2 separate regions of the Homo sapiens genome follow, and region 1 is linked to region 2. The links are chromatin loops, found by intact Hi-C in ENCODE. Cell type or tissue: gastrocnemius medialis. All regions are shown on one strand. Each heading gives the region's core, and the rest is flanking DNA. Links, peaks and the distances in the headings are about the cores only.

Evidence for each region. Hi-C counts contacts between places; a loop is a spot of excess contacts. Peaks named below come from ENCODE experiments on the same cell type or tissue, not always from the same donor. Only the 100,000 strongest peaks of a DNase experiment are listed, where the experiment ranks them.
Region 1: a loop joins it to region 2, with 3 times the contacts of the local background. A loop is called at or near these places in 3 of 110 quality-filtered maps.

The regions. Positions count from the first base shown.
Region 1 is chr15:42,327,452-42,335,451 of GRCh38, forward strand. GANC (glucosidase alpha, neutral C) reads left to right here. Exons shown (of 24, transcript NM_198141.3): 14 at 1,855-1,998; 15 at 3,125-3,221. Among named protein-coding and RNA genes, the nearest start is that of CAPN3, 28 kb to the right of the region's middle. In gastrocnemius medialis, for the core only: no CTCF peak of the experiment used is centred there; a DNase peak (open chromatin) is centred at 4,010; H3K27ac peaks cover 5,459 bases.
Region 2 is chr15:42,463,371-42,480,330 of GRCh38, forward strand. ZNF106 (zinc finger protein 106) reads right to left here. Exons shown (of 22, transcript NM_001366845.3): 2 at 8,866-8,951; 3 at 2,683-2,744. The coding sequence starts at 8,919. Among named protein-coding and RNA genes, the nearest start is that of ZNF106, 19 kb to the right of the region's middle. In gastrocnemius medialis, for the core only: a CTCF peak has its summit at 8,385 (motif pointing left); a DNase peak (open chromatin) is centred at 8,311; H3K27ac peaks cover 5,176 bases.

The DNA of each region.
Region 1 (8,000 bases), core at 1-8,000, 140 kb before region 2:
TATTCCTTTGTTCTTTTCTAGTTACCTGAAAGAGTGAAAGAAGTGGAAAAAGTGATTGAATAAAACTATTCTTTTTCATTGAGTAGCTTTTGATATATAATGCTTTTATTAAAAGGCAAGTATGGCCACCACATTACAGACTCTGGGGGTGCTGGGAGAGGTGCCATATGCATAAGCAAATGCACAAAACCTGTGATTTTGACCTCTATTATAATAGACTCTATGATATATCAAAGTACTTTATAGCAGAGGTTTATTATATTTTCAAATTGCTATATATATTTTATATAAAATTGTGTTCCATAACTGTTATTTAAATATGATGATACATGTGAAAATATCTTACAACGTATTTGTCATTAAAAGTGAAGTATGATTTTTAAATAATCTGATAAGAACCACAGAGGAAACTGGAGAGGCCACATCTGGAGAACTGTTTTCAACCAATTATGATGATATTAATGATGGCAGTGTTGATGATGATGATACCTAATGCAAATGGAGTACTTGCTGTGTGCCAAGCACTGTGCTAAGGATGACTTCATGTGCATCATACCATTTGTCTTCATAATAACCCTCTGAAGTTGGAACTATAACTAAATCTAACCCCATAGAAGAGGAAATTGAGACATAGAGAAGCTTAAAAACTTGCCAAGGTCATGCATCTAGTAAGTGGTGGAACCAAAATTTGAACTCAGGTCTGTTTGTGCCCTAAGCCCAGCTTTTAACCACTAAACTGTAGTTTCTGGCATCAAGTATTAGGGCACTAATAAACAACTTAGTACAGGGATAGACAAGCGTTGGGCCAAATCTGGCCATGCCTATTCATTTCCCTATTTGTGGCTGCTTTTGTACTACTATGGCAGAGTTGAATAATTGAAAAAGAGACCTCATGGCCTGCAAAGTTGAAAATATTTACTATCTGGACCTTTACCAAAAATGTTTGCCAATCCCTGCTTTAGATGGTTCTAAAGGAAAGATATGGTAGTTAAATATTTGGAAATCATTTACCCCCTTATACATAGAAGAACACACATGTTTAGAAATAAAGATTCAAAAAAAAAAAAAAACAAGCCACCTCCAGGAATTTGAAAGACTTTCTTGTGGGCGAGGTGACAGATGTATTCTGTGGGGTCTCAGAAGGTAAGCTAGGTAGGCTCTGCGAGGGGAATGTTATATACAAGGAGCAGGATTTTTGAAAAATAATAGAATGAGCTGCCTGAGGGACTCCCTGTCTTTTTAGCTATTCAGTCAAACGCCAAAAGATAAGTGATTCTAGAAAAGACCAGGGATTCTACAATACCATGTTAGCTAGATGACTCAACTGTCCCTTCCCACTCTAAACTGAACAGTTCTGTGTAGGATACAAACTATAGATCATGTTAACAAACAGGTATATTGGCTGTCAAGTCTTTCAAAGTATTAGAGAGAAGGTAGAATCTTGTCATGTTCAGCTATAGTTGCCCTTAGTTAAGAGTTGTAGCATCTGATGAATGAGAAGGAGCCCAATTGTGAACATTCACAACCTTTCCCATAGGAGTCCTGCAGGGAGGTCTTGGAATGAATTTGCCAGGCAATATATATTTCACAGACAACACAGGGCAGCATTCTTTTATTCAGCAGCAAATATTTATTGAGATCTGTCTATGGGCCAGGTACTATTCTAGATGTTTGGGATTTATTAATGAACAAAACAGACAAAATGTTGTTCCCTGTGGAACTTATACTCTAGCAGTGGAGCAGAGGACAGAGCATAGATAATAAACATAATTTTTAAAATGAGGTAGCAATGGTGACAGCTATTATATAGACATCATCAATGTAGGAGTGTCATGACCAAGGTTTACTTCCTAGGGATCTACGGACATCCTCTTCCTTTGGAATGACATGAATGAGCCTTCTGTCTTTAGAGGGCCAGAGCAAACCATGCAGAAGAATGCCATTCATCATGGCAATTGGGAGCACAGAGAGCTCCACAACATCTACGGTTTTTATCATGTAAGACATCCAAAAAGAATTAAACTGGGCTTGTGTGACCCACCTTTTGGCTGAAGGTCATTTGCTTTGTGATATAATGGCTATTCTCTACTGTTCATTTCTCTTTGTGTGTCTTTTCTGACAACTGCAATGAGTCTTAGGTAGTAGCCAATACAAGACTTTTTATTATTTCTCCCTTTGCTTCTTTTCTTTTCATGATGAACTTGATGAACTTTTAAATATTATGAAATTAATTATAACATAAAGCTTCTGCCTTGATAGGAGCCATTAATAAGTGGCACTCACTGGCCACTACCTCAAACTTTTATTGATGCAAGCAGTATATAAATATGTGAATGAAGGTAATTAAAACAAGTGTTTTAAGATTTCACAGATATCTAAATACAGCAAATCTTATATTCACACTGGAGGAGCAATATTTAGAACACAGACACACAGCTTCAATAAGTATATTTTAAAAATGTAAAGCCTTCCTTAAGTACTTAGCTTCCTCAATAAAGGTGGTAAAATTATCTTTCATTTGCCAACTACATCCAAAAGACGTGGCAGACACTTGACCTCATGTATACCCATGGTTCTTTGTTATTTTCAAATTGTGACTGTATTCCTGTGGCCCTCTTACCTATTGGTATTTTCCAATGGGATCTTTTGGCTAAATATAAGCATAGTTTTCAGATTGTGTGTGTTTGCCTCTTTAACAGCCTGTTGCAGTAACTGTAGACTGCTTTAGTTAGTGAGCTGTCTTATATAGGTCAGGACCAGTCATTTAACCTCTCTGAAGCTCAGTTTTTCGTACCAATGAAAACTGTCTGTCTCAGAGGTTGTTACGGAGATTATATGAGAAAATTATATTAAATGCCTAGCAATAGTAAGCACCAAAGAAATGCTAGATGATTGTTTATTATTATTTCATTGCTATTGTTAACCAAAGAAAATTTTCCATTCTTTTAATAGGGGAATTTAGAGTAATTTCATTATACCATGAAAATTATTTGATGGATTTATTTTAATATTTTCCATTTCATGCTCCTGCCTACTGTTTGCTTTTTGTATGTTAGATAGCTTATTGGGGATGTCTGTACAAATCCAATCATCTCTTTGAAATTTTTCTTGTTTGGTGATATAGCAAATGGCTACTGCAGAAGGACTGATAAAACGATCTAAAGGGAAGGAGAGACCCTTTGTTCTTACACGTTCTTTCTTTGCTGGATCACAAAAGTATGGTAAGGAATGGCTCATATCAGACTTAAAAACACATTAGCAACTTTTTTTTTAACCATTTATAGAATGTGATGTTACTGTGCTGATGCCTTCCTTTTCCTTTTTTTTTTTTTTTTTTTTTTCATTTGTTTGTTTGAAACAGAGTCTCGCTTTGTCACCCAGGCTGGAGTGCAGTGGCACAGTCATGACTCACTGCAGCATTGACCACCTGGGCTCAAGCAATCCTCCCACCGAAGCCTCATGAGTAGCTGGGATTACGGGTGCACACCACCACACCCAGCTAATTTATATATGTATATGTATTTTTTGGTAGAGACAGGGTTTCACCATGTTGCCCAGGCTAGTCTCGAACTCCTGGACTCAAGCGATCTGCCCACCTTGGCCTCCCAAAGTGTTGTGATTACAGGTGTGAACCACCACACTCAGCTGATGCCTTCCTTTTCAATAGCCATTGGTCAGGCCTTTGATTGTAGACAGTGGTATGCCCTAAAGTGTGGATTTTGTCCTATAAGACAGAATAAACAAATTTTAGTCATTTGATACTTGTTTCTCACTGAAGAAATGGCCACTTCGTTGTTGGGAGAGTAACTTCTAAGTATTCAGTTTGCTGGGATAGTCATCTTTGGTCCTGTCTCTTTGATTTATCAAAGCCAGGGAGATACACCTCTAACACATTCCATTAACCAACTGTTCCACTTAGAAATGTGGCTTAAAATAGACCTGGCTGTTGCGTGTGGTCAGGGTCATCTATAACTGGATGCAGTTTACCAGCTAATGCAGATCTGGTTCAACTTAACAACCCTGTGGCAGGAAGGCTATTTTAAGTCCCCTGGCCTTGCATAAGCAACGGAGAGCTTAGATCCTAGTTTAAAGAATCCAGCCCTTACTATCCTGTGGACATTATTAAGCCTCCCACTCCACCCCTGAAAACCTGGCCCTGTGGCATTCTGGAAAGGGCCAAAATATTACAATCTCAGGCAAAGATTCATGTACAGAGGTATTCAACACAGTGGTAGTCCTTGAAACAAAAGTAAGAAAGAAAATCTAAATACATAACAATAAGGGAATAGTTATAAAAGTATGGTATAGCAACATGATAGATTATCGTGAGGCTATTTATGTTTAAAAAATTTTTTTTCTTTTTTTAATTTTCATAAGGCTATTTTAAATGGTAGATTTAATTGCATGAAAAAATGTTTTTGATATGATAAATAAAAAAAGGAACACCTAAGTGTTTATAATATTAACCTAATTTTGTATTGATATGTATTAGATGTACATATTTTCAGGATATGTGTGATAATTTGATATGTTCATATAATCAAATCAGAGTAATTGGGATATCTATCACCTTAAATATGTATCTTTTCTTTATACTAGGAACGTTTAAATTATTCTCTTTTAGCTTTTTTAAAATGCACACAATCAAGGCTAACTATAGTCACCTTACTGATCTATCAAACATCAAGTCTTATTTCTTATTATCTCAATTTTATAAAAGATTAATGGAAGATAGTAATTTAAATAAATAAGTGGGTAGATAGGCAGACAGTTAAATATAAGAAAATGTAATACCTTGGTGATTTTGAGTGATTTTCATTTTTTTCTTTTATCTAACTTTATTTTACAAATTGTCTACAAGTATCATTTTTAATCACAAAAAAAAGTATTTTTAATGAAAACATTTACCAGCAACAGTTAAAAAAAGATAACAGAAGATTTAAATATTAGGTTATTGTTGATCTCTTATGTTGGTCCATTGCTTAGCCTGCAGTACTCTGTGTGAAGCTATCAGCTTTGCTTCACTGTGTAGCAAGACATTACAGGAAACACTACTTTGTTAAGTCATATGCGATGATCAATAGCCATAGAGAACTTCTGACTAAACAATAGTATGAGACATGAAAATATCTGCATGTTTATGTGAGCTTTCTTTCTTGATGAGAATGTCTCCATACGGATTTCAAAATCATTATGTAAATACGTACATATCTCGCTTGAAGTCAAGAGGAAATTAGAATACTTTTTTAAAAGAACAATCCCTGGAAAATATTTTTTTTGAGCCAGGCACAGTGGCTCAAACCTGTAATCCCAGCACTTTGGGAGGCCGAGGCGGGTGGATCACCTGAGGTCAGGAGTTCAAGACTAGCCTGATCAACATGGTGAAACCCTGTCTCTACTAAAAAAAAAAAAAAAAAAAATAGCTGCGTGGTAGCGCGCACCTGTAATCCCAGCTACTAGGGAGGCTGAGGCAGGAGAATCGCTTGAACCTGGGAGGCAGGGGTTGCAGTGAGCAGAGATCGTGCCATTGCACTCCAGCCTGGGCAACAAGAGCAAAACTCTGTCTCAAAAAATATATATATATATATTTTTTTTGGTCACGAGCAGTGGCTCATGTCTGTAATCCCAGTACTTTTCTGAGGCAGGTGGGCAGATCACTTGAGGTTAGGAGTTTGAGACCAGCCTGGGCAACATGGTGAAACCCTGTCTCTACTAAAAATACGAAAATGAGCCAGGCATAGTGGCACATGCCTGTAGTCCCAGCTATTCAGGAGGCTGAGGCAGGAGAATTTCTTGCAACTGGGAAGTGGAAGTTGCAGTGAGCCAAGATTGCACCACTGCAGTCCAGCCTGGGCCACAGAGTGAAACTCCATCTCAAAAAAAAAAAGAATTTTTTTTTTCCTGGCCATAGGGCGGCCTAAAATTTCTATGAAAGATTAAAACAAAAATAGCTACCAAAACTATTTTGGTAGAAGATAGACAAAAATGCTTCAGAAGTAGTATATATTTCATAAAATAAGACTTTCCCTTTTATGGCTGTCTTTGGTGGTATATAATCTCTCATCACAAACTCTTAGCAACTCTTCAGTAAATAAGAACAAGAACACTGGCTTAGGCATCAGAGTGCCTGGGCTCAAATCCTGCCTCTACCACTTAATAACTGTGTAACTCTGGGTAGATTATGCATCCATTGCTTGCTATACTTCCCTCATCTATAAAATTGAGTTTATAATAGTGTTTATCTGATAGGATTGTTGTGATTATTAAGTAGGATAATACCAGCAAACTATTCGGCATAACACCTGGCTCAGTATGGGTTAAATAAATGTTAATTATTGTTATTGCTACTGTTATTATGTCTCCCCTTTAAGGCCTGTAACACTTCTCTCAAATTTTTTAGGGTTTTCTTTGGAAGCAGGGGCTGGTGGAGGTGGGAGGAAATAGGTACATAGATCAATTGAACAGAGTAGAGAATCCAGAGTATCCAACACATATGTGATCAATTGCTTTGCAACAAAGTTTCCAAGGCAATTTAATGGAGAAATTACAATTTCTTTTCAGTAAATGGTTCTGAAACAACTGGATATCTGTGTGGGGAAAAAAATGAAACTACACCCCTACCTCATACCATATTCAAAATTAAACTAAAAAATTAACTCATTTTAAAAGCTAAAAATACAACCTAACTTCTGGAAAAAAACATAGAATAAAATCTTTTTTTTTTTTTTGAGATGGAGTCTCACTCTGTTGCCCAGGCTGGAATGCAATGGCATCATCTCAGATCACTGCAACCTCCACCTCCCGGGTTCAAGTGATTCTCCTGCCTCAGCCTCCTGAGTGGCTGGGATTACAGGTGCCCACCACCACACCTGGCTAACTTTTACATTTTTAGTAGAGACAGGGTTTCACCATGTTGGGCAGTCCGGTCTTAAACTCTTGACCTCAAGTGATCTGCCCTCCTCGGCTTCACAAAGTGCTGGGATTACAGGCGTGAGCCACTGCACCTGGCCAGTAGAAAATCTTTATGGCTTTGAAACAGACAAACATTTCTTAGAAAGAACACAAAAAGCATGAATCATAAAAGAAAAAAATGACAAATTAGACTTTATCAAAATTTAAAAATGTCTGCCCTTTCAAAGACATTGGTAAGAAAATGAAATGGCAAGCCACCGACTGAGGAAAAAAATATTTGAAATATACATATACAGATATATCTGCCAAAATACTTGTATCCAGAATATATAAAGAACTTTTACTACTCAATAATAATAAGAAAGACAACCTACTTTAAGAGTTGGTTTTCTGAAAAAAAAATAATAATAACAAAATAGATAGACTGCTAGCTAGACTAATAAAGAAGAAAAGAGAGAAAATCCAAATAAACACAATTAGGAATTACAAAGGAGAAAATGTAGGAGAAATGGATAAATTCCTGGACACATATACCCTCCTAAGACTGAACCAAGAAGAAATTGAATCCCTGAAAAGACTAATAACGAGCTCCAAAATTGAATGAGTAGTAAAAAGCCTACCAACCAAAAATAGCCCAGGACCAGACAGATTCACATCCCAGTTTTACCAGATGTACAAAGGAGAGCTGATACCATTTCTACTGACACTATTTCAAAAAATTGAGGAGGAAAGACTCCTCCCTAACTCATTCTATAATGCCAGCATCATCCTGATGCCAAAACCTGGCAGAGACACAAAAAAGAGAAAATTTCAAGCCAGTATCCTCGATGAACATTGATGCAAAAATCCTCAACAAAATACTGGCAGACTGAATTCAGCAGCACATCAAAAAGCTTATCCACCGTGATCAAGAAGCCTTTATCATTGGAATGCAAGGTTGGTTTAACATACCCAAGTCAATAAATGTGATTCATCACATAAACAGAACTAAAGACAAAAACCACATGATCATCTCAATAGATGCAGAAAAAGCTTTCAATAAAATTCAGCATCCCTTCTTGTTAAAAACTCTCAGCAAACTAGGTACT
Region 2 (16,960 bases), core at 3,600-11,599:
CATAGAGATCATATATATTCAAGGTATTATGATAAGGGCTTCTGGCCATGCAGAGTGGCTCATGCCTGTAGTCCCACCACTTTGGAAGGCAGAGGTAGGAGGATCAGCTAGAGCCCAGGAATTCAAGACCACCCTGAGCAACAGAGTGGAACCCTGTCTTTACAAATAATAAAGGCCAAATGAAAGACAGAGTGGAACTCTGTCTTTACAAAAAATAAAGGCCAAATGAAAGACAGAGAGGAACCCTGTCTTTACAAAAAATAAAAGCCAAAAATAAAAGCCAAAAGGGTGTGGTGGCACACGCCTGTAGTCCCAGCTACACAGTAAGCTGAGGTGGGAGGATTGTTTGAGCCCAGGAGTTCGAGGTTGCAGTCAGCTGTGATCGTGCCACGGCACCCCAGCCTGGTGACAGAGTGAGTGAGACCCTGTCTCAAAAAAGTATATATTAAAAATAATAAGGGCTCCCCATACTAAAATTGAGTGAGTGACAGTCTCCTTTATATTGCTGCTAAGACCTAACCTTCACATAATAAGAGACTGGGGGCAGGGAAAAATTCCACTAATAGGCTAAAGAGATGCTGAAAGTTTAATAACACATTAATTTGCCCACAGAATTTTAAACTGTAGGTCACAAAAAAATAAATTTCAAATGACCTAGGTTGACATCCTGATCAAAACTTGTAACTACTGGCTAGGCATGGTGGCTCACGCCTGTAATCCCAGCACTTTGGGAGGCCGAGGCGGGCAGATCACAAGGTCAGGAGTTCAAGATCAGTCTGACCAACATGGTGAAAACCCGTCTCTACTAAAATTACTAAAATTAGCCGGATGTGGTGACGCACGCCTGTAATCCCAGCTACTCAGGAGGGTGAAGCAGGAGAATCGCTTGAACCCGGGAGGCGGAGGTTGCAGTGAGCTGAGATAGCACCACTGCACTCTAACCTGGGCAACAGAGTGAGACTCCGTCTCAAAAAAAAAAAAACAAAAAACCACAAACTTGTAACTATTATTCATGGGATAAGATATAATTCCTATTTCCTAGGTTCCCAATGTTCCTCCATCTATCTTGTTTCCAAACTTCAAATTGACAGAAGTCAAATACATCAAAATAAATCACAAATAGACCAAAGACATGGAATATACACATGCTACTTTTTTTTTTTTTTTTTTTTTTTTGATACAGGGTCTGGCTCTGTCACCAGGCTGGAGTGTGGTGGTGTGATCTTGGCTCACTGCAACCTCCACCTCCCAGGCTCAAGCATCCTCCCACCTCAGGCTGATGAGTAGCTGGGACTACAGGCACATACCACTATGCCCAGCTAATTTTGGGGGTTTTTTGTGGGGCAGGGGATAGAGACAGGTGATATGGTTTGGCTGTGTCCCCACCCAAATCTCACCTTGAATTGCAATAATCCTCACATCTCAAGGGTAGGGCCAGGTGGAGATAACTGAATCATAGGGGCAGTTTCCCCCATACTGTTCTCATGGTAGTGAATAAGTCTCAGGAGATCTGATGGTTTTATAAATGGGAATTCCCCTGCACAAGCTCTCTTGCCTGCTGCCATGTAAGATGTAACTCTGCTCCTCATTCACCTTCTGCCATGATTGTGAGGCCTCCCTAGCTACGTGGAACTCTGAGTCAATTAAACCTCTCTTCTTTATAAATTACCCAGTCTTGGGTATGTCTTTATTAGCAGCGTGAGAATAGACTAATACAATGGGGTTTCCCCATATTGTCCAGGTTGGTCTTGAACTCCTGGGCTCAAGCAATCTGCCTGGCTCAGTTTTCCAAAATGCTCGGATTACAGGCATCAGCCACTGCACCTGGCCTACATTTCATTTTTTAAAGGTGTCCACTTATTAGATTTCCTTTCCTTAAACATCTCAAGCTTCAAATCACAGAATAGCATCCTTCTTTTTTTTTGAGACAGGGTCTCACTGTGTCACCCAGGCTGGAGGGCAGTGGCACAATCACAGCTCACTGTAGCCCTGACCTACCTAAGCTCAAGTGATCCTCCCAACCTTAGCCTCCTAAATAGCTGGGACCACAGGCTATTAGCTGCCACACCCACCTAATTTCTTTATTTGTAGAGACAAGGTCTTTCTACGTTGCCCAGGCTGGTCTCAAACTCCTGGGCTCAAGTAATCCTTCCACCCTGGGCTCCCAAAGTGTTGGGATTACAAGCGTGAGCCACTGCACCTGGCCAGCATTCTTAAATACATTTAAGGTTTATATTTCAATTCTGTTTATACCAATGAGATTCAGTGCTATTTAGCAGACTTTGGATGTCTCAGACAATTCCAGCAATACTAAACGTTTATGGCATGCAATAATTTGTAACACTGCTGAAGTAAAAATACAAAATGTCCTAGTTGCAAGGCTAGCACGTAGGAATGAGAAAGCTTACTAATGAGAGAGTTAGCTCATCCCAACTCACCTTTGTTGCAATCTACTTGATAGGGCTGCTGTGAATTCACACATTTGAGATGCCCAAAGGTATCAGAGTTTATCCCTTTTGAATGCCAAAAATCTACTACACTTGGTATTAATTCTAAAAGGTTGTTCTACGCCATAAGACAACATTTGCTTTTGACGGATTACTGCAAAACAAACTGACAGGCACCATCATCACTCAGATCCACCCACATTCACAAACTTATGGAAGAGAGCCGTTCCCATACCTGCCCTTGAGGTTCTCAAGTTCCCTGTGATGCAACATGCTCCGCATGTGTTCGTCCATCTCCTTCAAAATAAAAGAAAGTAGATTAAAACTAAGCAGGATTGCTTTGAAAAAAAAAAACTCCTCTGTTCCTCCTCAATCAAAAATTGGGGCTCAAACTCCTTATGTCAAAATGTGTTTTTGGTTATTCTCAATTTAATACTGAAATCAGTTCCTTAATAATTAACTGTGTTTTTTAATATATTTCATGTTTAAATAAAAAGAATTCTTAAAAAGACATATTTAAGTGGCTTTCCAAAAAGATTAGAAAGTATTATCTTTAGGAAGCAAAACACTTAAGAGTAAACTAAGTAAGTTAAATTCTATCCCATTATAAAGAATTTACTAAAGTTCATTTAAAAAAAAAACCTTTCAAATCACTCAACTTTTCAACTATTTGGCTTCTTTTATCCACAGTTTCTCAAGAGTAAGCTACAACTCTTACTTTACCCATGTCTTGGACAGGGCCTAGCATATAGTCATCAATAAGCATTTGTTGAATGAATATAGATGGATACATCAATTCTAGATAGGAGTTACAAACATAACAGAGCCTCTCTATGCTAGATAAGAAAGTTTTAAAAAAATACTTTGAACATAGCAGCTTAATCAATCCTTTATCTTCACTGTCCACTCCCTCACTTCCCCAGTGGATTTGTTTGGTTCCAATGAAAAGTTTGAACATTTATAGTAGGTTCCCTTCTTCCCATCCTTAGAGGGAAGAAAATATGTGGGAAAGCTGCCACTTAAAAACATGCACACGGCTGGGCGTGGTGGGTCACACCTGTAATCCCAGCACTTTGGGAGGCCGAGGTGGGCAGATCACGAAGTCAGGAGATCGAGACCATCCTGGCCAACATGATGAAACCCCGTCTCTACTAAAAATACAAAAATTAGCTGGGCGTGGCAGTGCGTGCCTATAGTCCCAGCTAGTCAGGAGGCTGAGGCAGGAGAATCGCTTGAACCCGGGAGGCAGAGGCTACAGTGAGCCGAGATTGTGCGACTGTACTCCAGCCTGGCGACAGAACGAGACTCCGTCTCAAAAAAAGAAAAAAGAAAAAACATGCACACATGTACACATACACATACACAAAACTCAAAAAGCTATAAATGTCTATCCCTTTGTCACTCTACAGTATACACAGCCAGTATGCCATAATTAAAGAATGGCTGTTCACATATATAATAATAAAGGGCTACTACACTTGTTGTGTTATTGCTATTTACTGCATTCCGTGTGAAGTCCCTCAAACATTTTCTCACTTGAACTGCAAAATACTGCCGAGGGAGTATGATTAACTTCATGCTGAAGAATGCAGAGAAGTTACCTCATTCATTCACCAAATATTTATCAAATTCTTATTATATGCCAAGAATAGAGCTAGGCATTGAAGGTTAAGCGTGAAAATATTCAGTCTTGGCCGGGCACAGTGGCTCATGCCTGTAATCCCAGCACTTTGGGAGGCTGAGGCAGGTGGATCATGTGGTCGAGTTTGAGACCAGCCTAGCTAACATGGTGAAACCCCATCTCTACTAAAAATACAAAATCCAAAAAAAAAAACCAAACCACTAACTGGGCTGGTGGTGAACGCCTGTAATCCCAGCTACTTGGGAGGCTAAGGCAGGAGAATCGCTTGAACCTGGGAAGGCGGAGGTTGCAGTGAGCTGGTATCACGCCACTGCACTCCAGCCTGGGCAACAAGAGTGAGACTCTGTCTCAAAAAACAAACAAACAAACAAAATATTTAGTCTTGCCCTCTCGGAGTGACAAATAATCAAGTGGTCAAAGTGGGATTCAAACCCAGGCAGATCTGACACCAAAGCTAATGCTTCAAACACCATGTCACACTGTAAGCATTTGGTGCATTGAAATTTTTCATTATATACAGTTCATTTGTCAAAAACAATACAACACAACCCACTGTTACTTAAAGTTATCTACTATAGTGTGATAAACAGGGTTGTGATTCAAAACGCCTTTTTTTTTTTTTTTTTTTTTTTTTGAGACGGAGTCTCGCTCTATCGCCCAGCCTGGAGAGCAGCGGCTCGATCTCGGCTCACGACAACCTCTGCCTCCAGGGTTTCAAGAGTTTCTCCTGCCTCAGCCTCCTGAGTAGCCTCGATTACAGGCATGCGCCACTATGCCCAGCTAATTTTTTGTATTTTTAGTAGAGATGGGGTTTCACCATGTTGGCCAGGCTGGTCTCAAACTCCTGACCTCAGGTGATCCACCCACCTCAGCCTCCCAAAGTTCTGGGATTACAGGCATGAGCCACTGTGCCCAGCCAAAACACTTCTTTTAAATGGCAATTTTACTGAAGATTACCATCGTTTCCTTCCTAGCTCTACAGATGCTTCATAAGGAGAGAGTAGGCCAGGTGCGGTGGCTCACGCCTATAATCCCAGCACTTTGGGAGGCTGAGGTGGGCGGATCAAAAGGTCAGGAGTTCGAGACCAGCCTGACCAACATGGTGATACCCCGTCTCTACTAAAAGTACAAAAATTAGCCAGGCATGGCAGCGCGTGCCTGTAATCCCAGCTACTCAGAAGGCTGAGGCAGGAGAATCGCTTGAACCCAGGAGGCGGAGGTTGCAGTGAGCCAAGATCGCGCCATTGCACTCCAGCCTGGAGACAGAGCAAGACTCCGTCTCAAAAAAAATAAAAAATAAAAAAATAAGGAGAGAGTAGCTTTACACATGACCTCTTCTAGCCACAACTGACTGGCCGCTAACTAAAATTAACACTTGTGGACCTGAAAACTAAGACAAGTTAGTGACAGAATAGAATGAAAAATCGATTAATATACACATCTTCGGTGGGGCACGGTGGCTCACGCCTATAATCCCAGCACTTTGGGAGACGGAGGCGGGTGGATCACCTGAGGTTAGGAGTTCGAGACCAGCCTGACCAACATGGTGAAACCCCGTCTCTACTAAAAATACAAATTAGCTGGGCGTGGTGGCGCATGCCTGTAATCCCAGCTACTCAGGAGGCTGAAGCAGGAGGATCACTTGAACCCAGGAGGTGGAGGTTGCAGTGAGCCGAGGTCACACCATTGCACTCCAGCCTGGGCGACAAGAGCAAAACGCCGTCTAAAAAAAAAAACTTCTCAAGTCCTGTTATTCAATGCTTCCTGTTATTCAATTCCTCCTTGATTTAGATGCTTACCAATATGCCTAATCCCCTTTACTTGAGCTAAATTTAAGTGAGTTCTGTTCCTTACAACAAAACCATTCCTGACCAAAACAGCATTCACTGAAATGGGTTTGTCTGACAAAAAAACTGATTCTTCTTACTATAAAAATGTTATCACCCACTAATAGTTTTAATGTGACTTTTGTTTTTTTTAAAACACTTCACTAATCTTGTCCTAAATTTACATGCAAAACCTTCTCCCATCCTGCTCCAAGGAATGAATACAAACATTGAGACAACTGAGCTTTCAAAAATCATTAGAAAAAATTCAGCCAGACATGGTGGCTCACACCTGTAATTACGCCCAGTACTTTGGGAGGTCAAGGTGGAAGGATCACTTGAGCCTAGGAGTTCAAGATCAGTGTGGGCAACCTAATAAGACATCATCCCTACAAAAAAAAATTTTTAATTAAAAAATAGCACATGCCTGTAGTCCCAGCTACTCAGGAGGCTGAGACGGGAGCATCACCTGAGCCTGGGACACAGAGGTTGCAGTGAGCTGAGATGGCTCCACTGCACTCCAGCCTAGACAGCAGGGTAAGACCCTGTCTCAAAATGAAACAAAACAACAACAAAAAAAAAAAAAGAAAAAAAAGAAAGAAAGAAAAGAAAAAAGATCCACAGGCACAGGATTAAGGTAATAGCCCCAAATGCATTCCTTCTCATGTATTAGGCTTCTATTTAGGCCTTGTATATTAATCAGTATTATATTTTTAAAGGCTGGGTTGGTTGGAGGGGAGGGGGGACTCATGGTTAAACACATGTGGAAAACATTGAATAATACAAAAAATATGACCAGGTGTAGTGGCTCACACTTGAGGCCAGGAGTTCAAGACCGGCTGGGCAACACAGTAAGACTCCATCTCTATTATACACATATATTTAACTCCAGGGCTTCTCAGTATTTTATGTTAATGGGCCTCAGGATACTCAGGGATACCTTACACAGCTTTTCCCCATACTCAAGTCACTTAGAACCTTTTCTCCTCCATAGTTTATTTGGAGAAACCAGAGTTACACTAGTTTGGGAAATTGGAGACAAGCATGGCTTCAACACCAATTGTTCATAGTCCTATCTGAAAATAAGTATCAGTTATCCCTTCCAACTAACCCATTTTGTTACTTTCTTAAGTCATACCACTCACTTAAAGCAGGCCATTCCCTTGCTTTAAAAAAAAATAAAAAGGCAAAAAATAAAAATAAAAACTACAACCAGCTTTTCCTTTTTTTAAAAAAAAGGAAAATAAATAAAAACTACAATCAGCTTTTCCTAGGGCAGGAGTAGATAATTCCAGCCCTTCATTTAACTTCATTATGATCATGGAAAAGTATGAAGAGATAAAAGTATGTTTGAAACCAGAGTAGCAGAGCCAGAAAGATTTAAAATGGCAAAATCACAAAATCATGGTATCACAAGATAGGGCTGCTATTCTATGAAACTCTGATATCACATCTCTGAACAGCAGCCTTTCCATCTCACATCTTCTCCCTACCTCTGTCCAACGTGAAAGTAGTCATAAGGAATTCTGACTTATTGACAATTTGTATAAACCTTCATCAAATTTTTAAAACTAGAAGAGCATTCTTCTATTTTTGTAAACAGTAGCAGGTATATTATTAAACATGATTTTTAAATCTCACTAATTTTTCCATCACTAACAGAAATCTAGATAGAAAAAAAAATAGTATCCACCCAAGTCTACTTGGTGGATCATAATCGACCCTTCAGTCTGGCATCCAACACTGTTTATCAACTATCTTCACTTAATTACAAATTACAGTCCTGCTATTCCCAAGGCAAAACTGTTTTAATCAGATGAGCCTTCTTGCCAACTCCTAGAACTGTCATACTCCATTCCATTTGTCTCTGTACATGTTGTTCTCCTACCCAAAATATCTCTTCCTCGTTTCTCTTAAACCATCGTTACTCTAGACACTTTTCAAAGTTTACCACTTCCACTCACACTTCCCTGGCTAACCTAGCCCATGATCCTCCCAGTTCTCTGCATTTCCAGTAACAATCAAGAGCATCTTAAAAGCAAAGAGAATAAATTCCTCAGTATTTAAACTAGCAGCACTACTCTGAAAGCAAATGATAAAGGCAGGTAAAGGCAAAAAGTGACACAAATTGCAGCCAATTTTAGGTCCTAAAAAGATGTTTTGGCCGGGCACAGTGGCTCATGCCTGTAATCCTAGCACTTTGACAGGCCCGAGGCAGGTGAAAAACCTGTGGTCAGGAGTTCAAGACCAGCCTGTGCAACATGGTGAAACCCTGTCTCTACTAAAAATACAAAAATCAGCCATACCCAGCAGCACATGCCTGTAATCCCAGTTACTTGGGAGGCTGAGGCAGGAGACTCACTTGAACTGGGGAGGCAGAGGTTGCAGTGAGCTGAGATTGCGCCACTGCACTCCAGCATAGGCAACACAGTTAAGTCTCCATTTCAAAAAAAAAGTTTTACTTTGAGCAACATCCCCACCTTGTGGACATCTAGGATATTGTTAATACCATTTCTGCTGTGCTGCATTTTTCACAAGCATAGGCATAAACAGATTGTAGGTACATATAATAGATGCTATATCCTTAGCTAATCAAAAAGTACATGATTTTAAAATTACAGAAAGCAGTATGACTTCAAATAACCTTGGAATTTTAAGGTATCTTCCCTATAACTGGTTACTAAATTTCTGTGTCATCTAGTTTTGAATACGCTCAAATTCTGGATGGACAGAAGTTTAATAATACAGGTACTGGCTTTAGGAGGCAGTAACGAGAAAGAAACCAGTGGAATGAGACTATGGTTTAGGAAAGAAAAGAAGCATAAATAAGACATTGTCAAAGCTTTTCCTATTAATAACATATGTCTATTAATATTAATAACATCTATTAATAACATGTCTCTTTAAAAAATAGTCATAAAGCCTCAGATTCTCCCTCTTCCATTATTACCTTTTTTGAGCTGTACACGATGTGGCATAATATGCATTTTCGTTCTCGTACCATAGTGACCAGATCTGAAGCACTCAACGTCACAGCTGCAATGAGGAAGTAACATTTAGTAACCTTTTCTCCTCAGTACCTTCTTACATTCATCTTCACATAACCAAAATTACAAGTCTTATCTTCCTCACCTCCACCTTGCTCCTCCCCCAGATCTTTCCGTTTCCAGGTGCATAGGGTAAACATTTTGGGAGCCATCCTTGATCCTTCTTTTTCACCCCATATCCACCCTCATTAGGAAATTGTCAGACCTACCTTGCTATATAGCCAAATTCCAACACTTCTCACCACCCAGCACATCTCTCATCCCACACGGCATTACCCTACTACTGAAACGACTCCTTCCTTCTGCTCTTGTCCTCTCACAGCTGATTCTCAAAACAGTGTTTTGAGAGTAGCCAAAGATTCTTAGAATAAGATTCTTTTAAAGTTTAATTCAGAATGGACAGGTGCAGGGGCTCACGCCTGTAATCCCAGCATTTTGGGAGGCCGACGCGGGCAGATCACGAGGTCAGGAGTTAGAGACCAGCCTGGCCAACATGGTGAAACCCCGTCTCTACTCAAAATACATAAATTAGCTGGGTGTGGTGGCAGGTGCCTGTAATACCAGCTACTCAGGAGGCTAAGGCAGAATTGCTTGAACCCAAGAGCGGAGGTTGCAGTGAGCTGAGATTGCACCACGGCACTCCAGCCTGGGCGACAGAGCAAGACTCCAACTTTGAAAAAAAAAAAAAAAACAAGTTTAAGTTAGAACATATACAGGTTGAAAATTCCAAATCTAAAAATCTGAAATCTGAAATCTGAAATGATCCAAAACCGGAAACTTTTTGGGTGTCAACATGATGCTCAAAGGAAATGCCCGCTGGAGCAGTTTAGATTTGGAATGTTCCGATTTGGGATGTTCAGCCAGTAAGTACGCAAATATTCCAAGATCCGAAAAAATCTGAACTCCACAACACTTTTGGTCCCAAGCATTTCGGATAAAGGAACTCAACCTGTATGTAATTCCTCTGCTCAGAATTTCCCAATGGCGTCCATCTCACTCACAGAAAACCTAGTCTTTGCCATGGCTACAATATCTGTTTCTCTCTTCCTCTCCGAATCATTCGCATGCCCTCCCGTTCTTCCTCTATCATTCTGGTGCACTTGCATTCCCCTCGTTGCTATTCTTTGTTCACATCACAGATCCTCCCACCTTTGCACCTCTACATTTTCTGTTCTCTGCCTGGAATATTCTTCCTTAAAAAGTCCTTATGGTTCCCGTGGCTCATTCATTTCCATCAGGTATCTAAAATATTGCCTTATGGGAGAGGCCCTGCCTAACCCTCTACATAATATTGCACTTTCTGACACCCCACCTCTCCACATAGTTCCAGTTTCTCTATTCCCCTATTAACCTGCTTAATTTTTTATAGCACTGTGGTAGATCATGTTTCCATAGAAGGCCTCAACAATATCTGCTACCCCATGTGCTCTTTTGCAATGTGATCTTGCCACCATCCATGAAAAGGTGGATGGAGTCTGTTTCCCCTCCCTGTGAACTATTTTGATCAATAAAATGTGGCAGAAGTGATGCTGTATAACTTAAGAGGCTGGGCTTTCAGAAATCTGTACCTTCTGCCTCTGCCCACTTGTTACACTCCCTCTTGAAAGCCAGCCACCGTGCTGTGAGAAGCCAAAGCCACAGGGAAAGGCCAGGTAAAAAAAGAACTGAGGCCCCCACTGAGTACCCAAACAACAAGCAGGACCAACTGACAGCCAGAAGCGTGAGCCATCTTGGGGGCTCCAGGTCCAGCCACCAATGAGAGACCCCCAAGTGAGACCAATACATACACCATCCAGATAAGCCCTCTTCAACCCAGAGAATTGTGAGACACAATACAAGAGTTGTTTTAAGCCAGGAAATTTTGGAATAGTTTATGAACAAGTGACATCTGGAACATTATCTTTTACTACCTGACATAGTATGTATTTGTTATTCTCTGTCTCTGCCAATTAAAATTTAAATTCCGTGAGAAAAAGGACTTTGCATATTTTGTTCACTAGTATAGTTCGGTCTAGCACTTAGAACAGTGTATGACATATCATAAGGAATTCAAAAGTATTTGTTGATTATTCCAAATGGAACTATCCATCTTGGGTTACTAAATGTGAGTTTAGTAACTGAGCTGAGTAAATAGCAGGGTTTGAGGCCAGGCACAGTGGCTCACAGCTGTAATCACAGCACCTTGGGAGGCTGAGGTGATAGGATCACTTGAGGACAGGAGTTCAACACCAGTCTGGGCAACATAGTGTCTCTACAAAAAATGAAAGAATTAGCTGGGTACTATGGCTCATGCCTGTAATCCCAGCTACTTGGGAGGCACAGCAAGGAGGATTCCTTGAGCCCAGGAGTTTGAGGTTATAATGAGCTATGATTGTGCCACTGTACTTCCACCCTGGGTAAGAGTAAGGCTCTCTATAAAAAGAAAGAAAGAAAGAAAGAAAATACCAGGGGTTTAGATTAAGACTCAACAATGGTTTACTCTTTCATAATCCTCTGGCACTAGCACACTTTCCTCAAGTCCCTGCTAGAGATGCTCTATATGAAATTTTAAATCTACTCCCCAAGCAGCATTGTTCCTTCTTCTACAGAAAACATCAGGCTCTAATAGATCTGCTTCCTCATTTGGGGTACATTCCTTAGGAGATTTTAAAACTGTGACATAATGAGGTTACAAACTACCACAGTTTAATCTGTAACTCCTAGATAATATGGCAGAAGGACCAATGAAAGAGGCCTAAGGTTCTCCACTCCTGTGATTACTCGGCAGTTTTCTTGCCATGCAACCCACTTCATAATATTACTGAATGCCTAAATAATTTTATTCAATAATAAAGTTCAGGCCAGGCATGGTGGCTCATGCCTATAATCCCAGCACTTTGGGAGGCCGAGGTGGGTGGATAACTTGAGGTCAGGAGTTCAAGACCAGCCTGGCCAACATGTCTCTATTAAAAATACAAAAATTAGCTGGGTATGGTGGCACGTGCCTGTAATCCCAGCTACTCGGGAGGCTGAGGCAGGAGAATCGCTTGAACCCAGGAGGCAGAGGTTGCAGTGAGCCGAGATGACGCCCCTGCACTCTAGCCTGGGCGACACAGCGAGACTCTGTCTCAAAAAATAAAAATAAAAAATAAAATTCAAAACACTAAAGTAAGATTATCGGGTAAAAATATGGACATTTAAGAAAGCTGAATGTCAATTAGCTACCAAAACAAAGAAATATACCTTTGTGGATAGGTACAGTATTATTTATACTTTCCATATTACTAATAATCTCTTAAATCTCAAACAGAAATGTTAAGTGCTGTAGCATACTACTTCTAACTGCTTTATAATGTAACATCTACTTCAACTTTAATTACTACTTACATGCGTTATTTTGTTACTTCATTCAACAAACATTTATTGAGCACTAAGCACTATTCTAAGGGTTGGAGAAATTGGTAAAGATACGTCCAGAAATGTTTTAAATTGTGCTTCCAATTATTAACCACCAAAGCAAAACAGGAACAAGAAACTTAGAAGCAATAAAGTCAGTAAAAGAGTGTGACTCTCTGGTAGAAATTATAGCAGTTACTGTGGAGTTTTTATATATTTACTTGGTTGAAAACCAAGCACTAAAATACAAACTGTGCTTTTATTTGACAAAGCCAACAACATCAACCCCTAGCAAATGGATAAAAAAAATAAAGCCATACAATATAATAGAAATACTCTATATCAACCTTTTAACCAAAGTCTCCCTCTTTTTAGTTATTTTTTCCTTTCACAAGCTCATTTCTAATCTGCATGTATTAAGAATACTCATTTTCATTTTCTTAAAAAATCAAAATATAACTGCCAGCAAAGTATTCAATCGATAAGGAAGATTTAGTATTTAAACCCTGAGGTGACATGATTCCAGGCAAAGTAACTTTAGTTTATATATTCTTAAATTGGGTAAATACATAAATTCCATTAAGCTTTCTGAAATACTGTAATTAGCCCAGTCTTCTAGATGGGAACCACTGCTCTTTTTAAAGGCCCTGACAAAGACTAGAAGCCAAGGAAATACAAACCATCCAACTCTGTGATCTCAACCAAGGTGACTGAGAAGTGACAAACTAGAAGTAAGTAAATAAGGAATCCAAACCTACTGCCATCCTCACTTTAGTCACCTTACACTGGTTTTCACCATGTTGGCCAGCTGATCAAGAACTGACCTCAGGTGATCCACCAGCCTCGGCCTCCCAAAGTGCTGGGATTACAGGTGTGAGCCACCATGCCCAGCTTCATCTCATTGTTAACAGTACATTTAGTAATCTTTATCCATTTTGTATATATATATATATTCATAAAGTGGATCATCATAAAGGTCTTCATCCTCAGTCTTCACACTGAGTACACCGAGGAGGAAGCAGCGGAGGGGTTGGTCTTGCTGTCTCAGGGGTAGCAGAGGCAGAGAAAAATCTGTGTATAAGTGGACCTGCGAACCGCAAACCTGTGCGGTTCAAGGGTCAACTGTATACTTTCTCTTCCTTAAGATTTCCTTAATAATAATATCTTTTCTCTAGCTTACTTTAAGGATACAGTATACAACATATATAACATGCAAAATATGTGTTAATTAACTCATGTTATCAGTAAGGCTGCTAGTCAACAATAAACTATTAGTAGTTAAGTTTTTGGGGGAGTCAAAAGCTATAGATGGATTACTGACTTCACAGGGTATCGGTGCCCCCAACCCTTGAGCTGTTCAAAGGTCAACTGTATTTTTCTTTATCAGTCTATCTATGGGTTTGTTAATATTATTAATCTTTTCAAAGACCAGTTTTGTCTATTTTCTTTTTCTATTTCTTAATTTCTACTGCTGTCTTTATTACCTTTCATTTAACATACATTGGGTTTATTTTGTTCTTCATTTACTAGCTTCTTAAGGTAGAACTTGAGGTCAAGTCTTTAGGCCTTTTTTCTTTTCCAATAAATATATTTAAACCCATAAACTTCTCTGTAAGCACTGCTTCACTGGCATCCCACATTTTTTAGTACTTTTTAATAAACATTTTATTTTAGAATTGTTTTAGATTTATAGAAAAGTGGCAAAGATAGAGATAGTATAGTTTCCATATACCCCACCTCTAGTTTCCCATATTAACATCTTTCATTTGGCCACGTCAGTAGCTCACGTCTGTAATCCCAGCACTTTGGGAGGATGGCTTGAAGCCAGGAATTCAAGACTAGGCTGATCAACACAGCAAAATTCGTGTATCCACAAAAAAATTAAAAATTATCCAGGTTGCTCAGGTGTGGTGGCTCATGCCTGTAATCCCAACACTTTGGGAGGCTGAGGCAGGTGGATCACCTGAGGTCAGGAGTTCCAAGACCAGCGTGACCAACATGGTGAAACCCCATCTCTACTAAAAAGAAAAAAATTAGCTGGGCTTGATGGCAAGCACCTGTAATCCCAGCTACTCGGGAGGCTGAGGCAGGAGAGTCACTTGAACCTGAGAGGTGGAGGTTGCAGTAAGCCAAAATCGGGCCACTGCACTCCAGCCTGAGCAACAAGAGTGAAACTCAGCCTCAAAAAAAACAAAAAAAAACAAACAAAAAAAACTTACATTAGTGTGTTACATTTGTCACAATTAACAAACCAATATTGATACACTGTTATTTATTTATTTATTTATTTGAGACAGAGTCTCACTCTGTTGCCCAGGCTGGAGTGCAGTGGTGCTATCTCAGCTCACTGCAACCTCTGTAACCTCCACCTGAAACTACGTCTCAAAAAAAAAGACAAAAATCTTACATCAGAATGTTACATTTGTCACAATTAACAAACCAATATTGATACATTGTTATTTATTTTATTTTTTGAGACAGAGTCTCACTCTGTTGTCCAGGCTGGAATGCAATGGCACAATCTTGGCTCACTGCAACCTCTGCCTCCTGGGTTCAAGGAATTCTCCTGCCACAGCCTCCCAAGTAGCTGGGACTACAGGCACCCGCCACCATGCCCCGCTAATTTTTGTATTTTTAGTAGAGATGGAGTTTCACCATATTGGCCAGGTTGGTCTCAAACTCCTGACCTTGTGATCCACCTGCCTCGGCCTCCCAAAGTGTTGGGATTACAGGCATGAGCCACTGTGCCCAGCCTGATACACTGTTATTATGGAAGCCATATTTTATTCAGATGTCCTCTTTTTCTTTTTTTTTTTTTTTTTTTTTGAGACACAGTCTTGCTCTGTCTCCCAGGCAGGAGTGCAGTGGCATGATCTCAGCTCACGGCAACCTCCGCCTCCCAGGTTCAAGCAATTCTCCTGCCTCAGCCTCCCGAGTAGCTTTACAGGCACCTGCCACCACGCCCAGCTAACTTTTGTGTTTTTAGTAGAGACGGGGTTTCACCATGTTGGCCAGGCTGGTCTGGAACTCCTGACCTCAGGCTATCTGCCCTCCTTGGCCTCTGAAAGTGCTGGGATTACAGGTGTGAGCCACCATGCCCAGCCCAGATGTCCTCATTCTTTACCTCCTACCTTTTTTCTCTTCCAGCATGTCACAGAGGATACCACATTACATTTAGTCATCATTTCTCCTTTGGCTCCCCTTGGCCATGACAGTTATCCCACAAATTTTGATGTCGTATTTTCATTATCATTCAGTTCAAAGTACTTTCTAATTTCTCTTGTGATTTCTTCTTTGACTCACAGATTATTTGGAAGATTCACTGAATTTACAAATACTTGTGGCCTTTTACACATCTTGGTTTCTAATTTAATCTTATTAAGAGGCTAGGAGCTACGACTCACGTCTATAATCCCAGTACTTTGGGAGGCCGAGGTGGGTGGATCACCTGAGGTCAGGAGTTCAAGACCAGCCTGGCCAACATGGTGAAACCCCGTCTCTACTAAAAACACAAAAATTAGCTGGGCATGGTGGTGGGCACCTGTAATCCCAGCTATTTGGGAGGTTGAGGCAGGAGAATCGCTTGAACCCAGGAGGCAGAGGTTGCGGTGAGCTGAGATCATGCCACTGCACTCCAGCCTAGCCTACAAGATCGAAACTGTCTCAAAAAAAAATTAATAATAATTTTATTACAGTCAAAGAACACATACTATATTATTTTAATCCTTTCAACTATACTGAGAATTACAGCCCAGCATCTGGTTTATATATACACTTGGGGAAAAAAAGTATATTCTGCAGTTGTTGTGTGGAAATCATTTATATTGATGTTTTTTTTAAAGACAGGGTCTCGGCCAGGCACAATGGCTCAGGCCTGTAATCCTAGCACTTTGGGAGGCCAAGGCGGGCAGATCACCAGAGGTCAGGAGTTTGAGACCAGCATGGCCAACATGGCAAAACCCCATCTCTACTAATAATATAAAAATTAGCCTGGTGTGGTGGCAGGAGCCTATAATCCCAGCTACTCGGGAGGCTGAGGCAGGAGAATCGCTTGAACCCGGGGAGTAGAGGTTGCAGTGAGCTGAGATAGCGCCACTTCATTCCAGCCTCAGCAAAAGGGCAAAACTCCGTCTCAATAAATAAATAAATAAAAATAAATAAAGACACAGTCCCACTCTGTCACCCAGGCTGGAGTGCCATGACACAAACATGGCTCACTGCAGCCTCAACCTTCTAGGTTCAAGCAATCTTTCCTACATCAGCCTCCCAAGTAGCTAGGACCATGGGCACATGCCACCACGCTGGGCTAATGGTCTTATTTTGAACAGATTGGGTCTCTTCATGTTGGCCAGGCTAGTCTTGAACTCCAGGGCTCAAGCAATCTTCCCACCTCGGCCTCCCAAAATCTATACTAATTTTTGTTGTTGTTATCACTGAAAGAAGAATGTTCAAATCTCTCTGACAGTGAATTGTCTATTTATTCCTTTAGTTGTATCCATTTTTGCTTCATGTATTTTGAAGCGCTGATATCAGGCACAAGCATAGTTATAACTGTTACATCTTTCTCATGAACTGACCTTTTATTGTTATGATATGATCCCTTTAACTCTGGTGATACTTTTT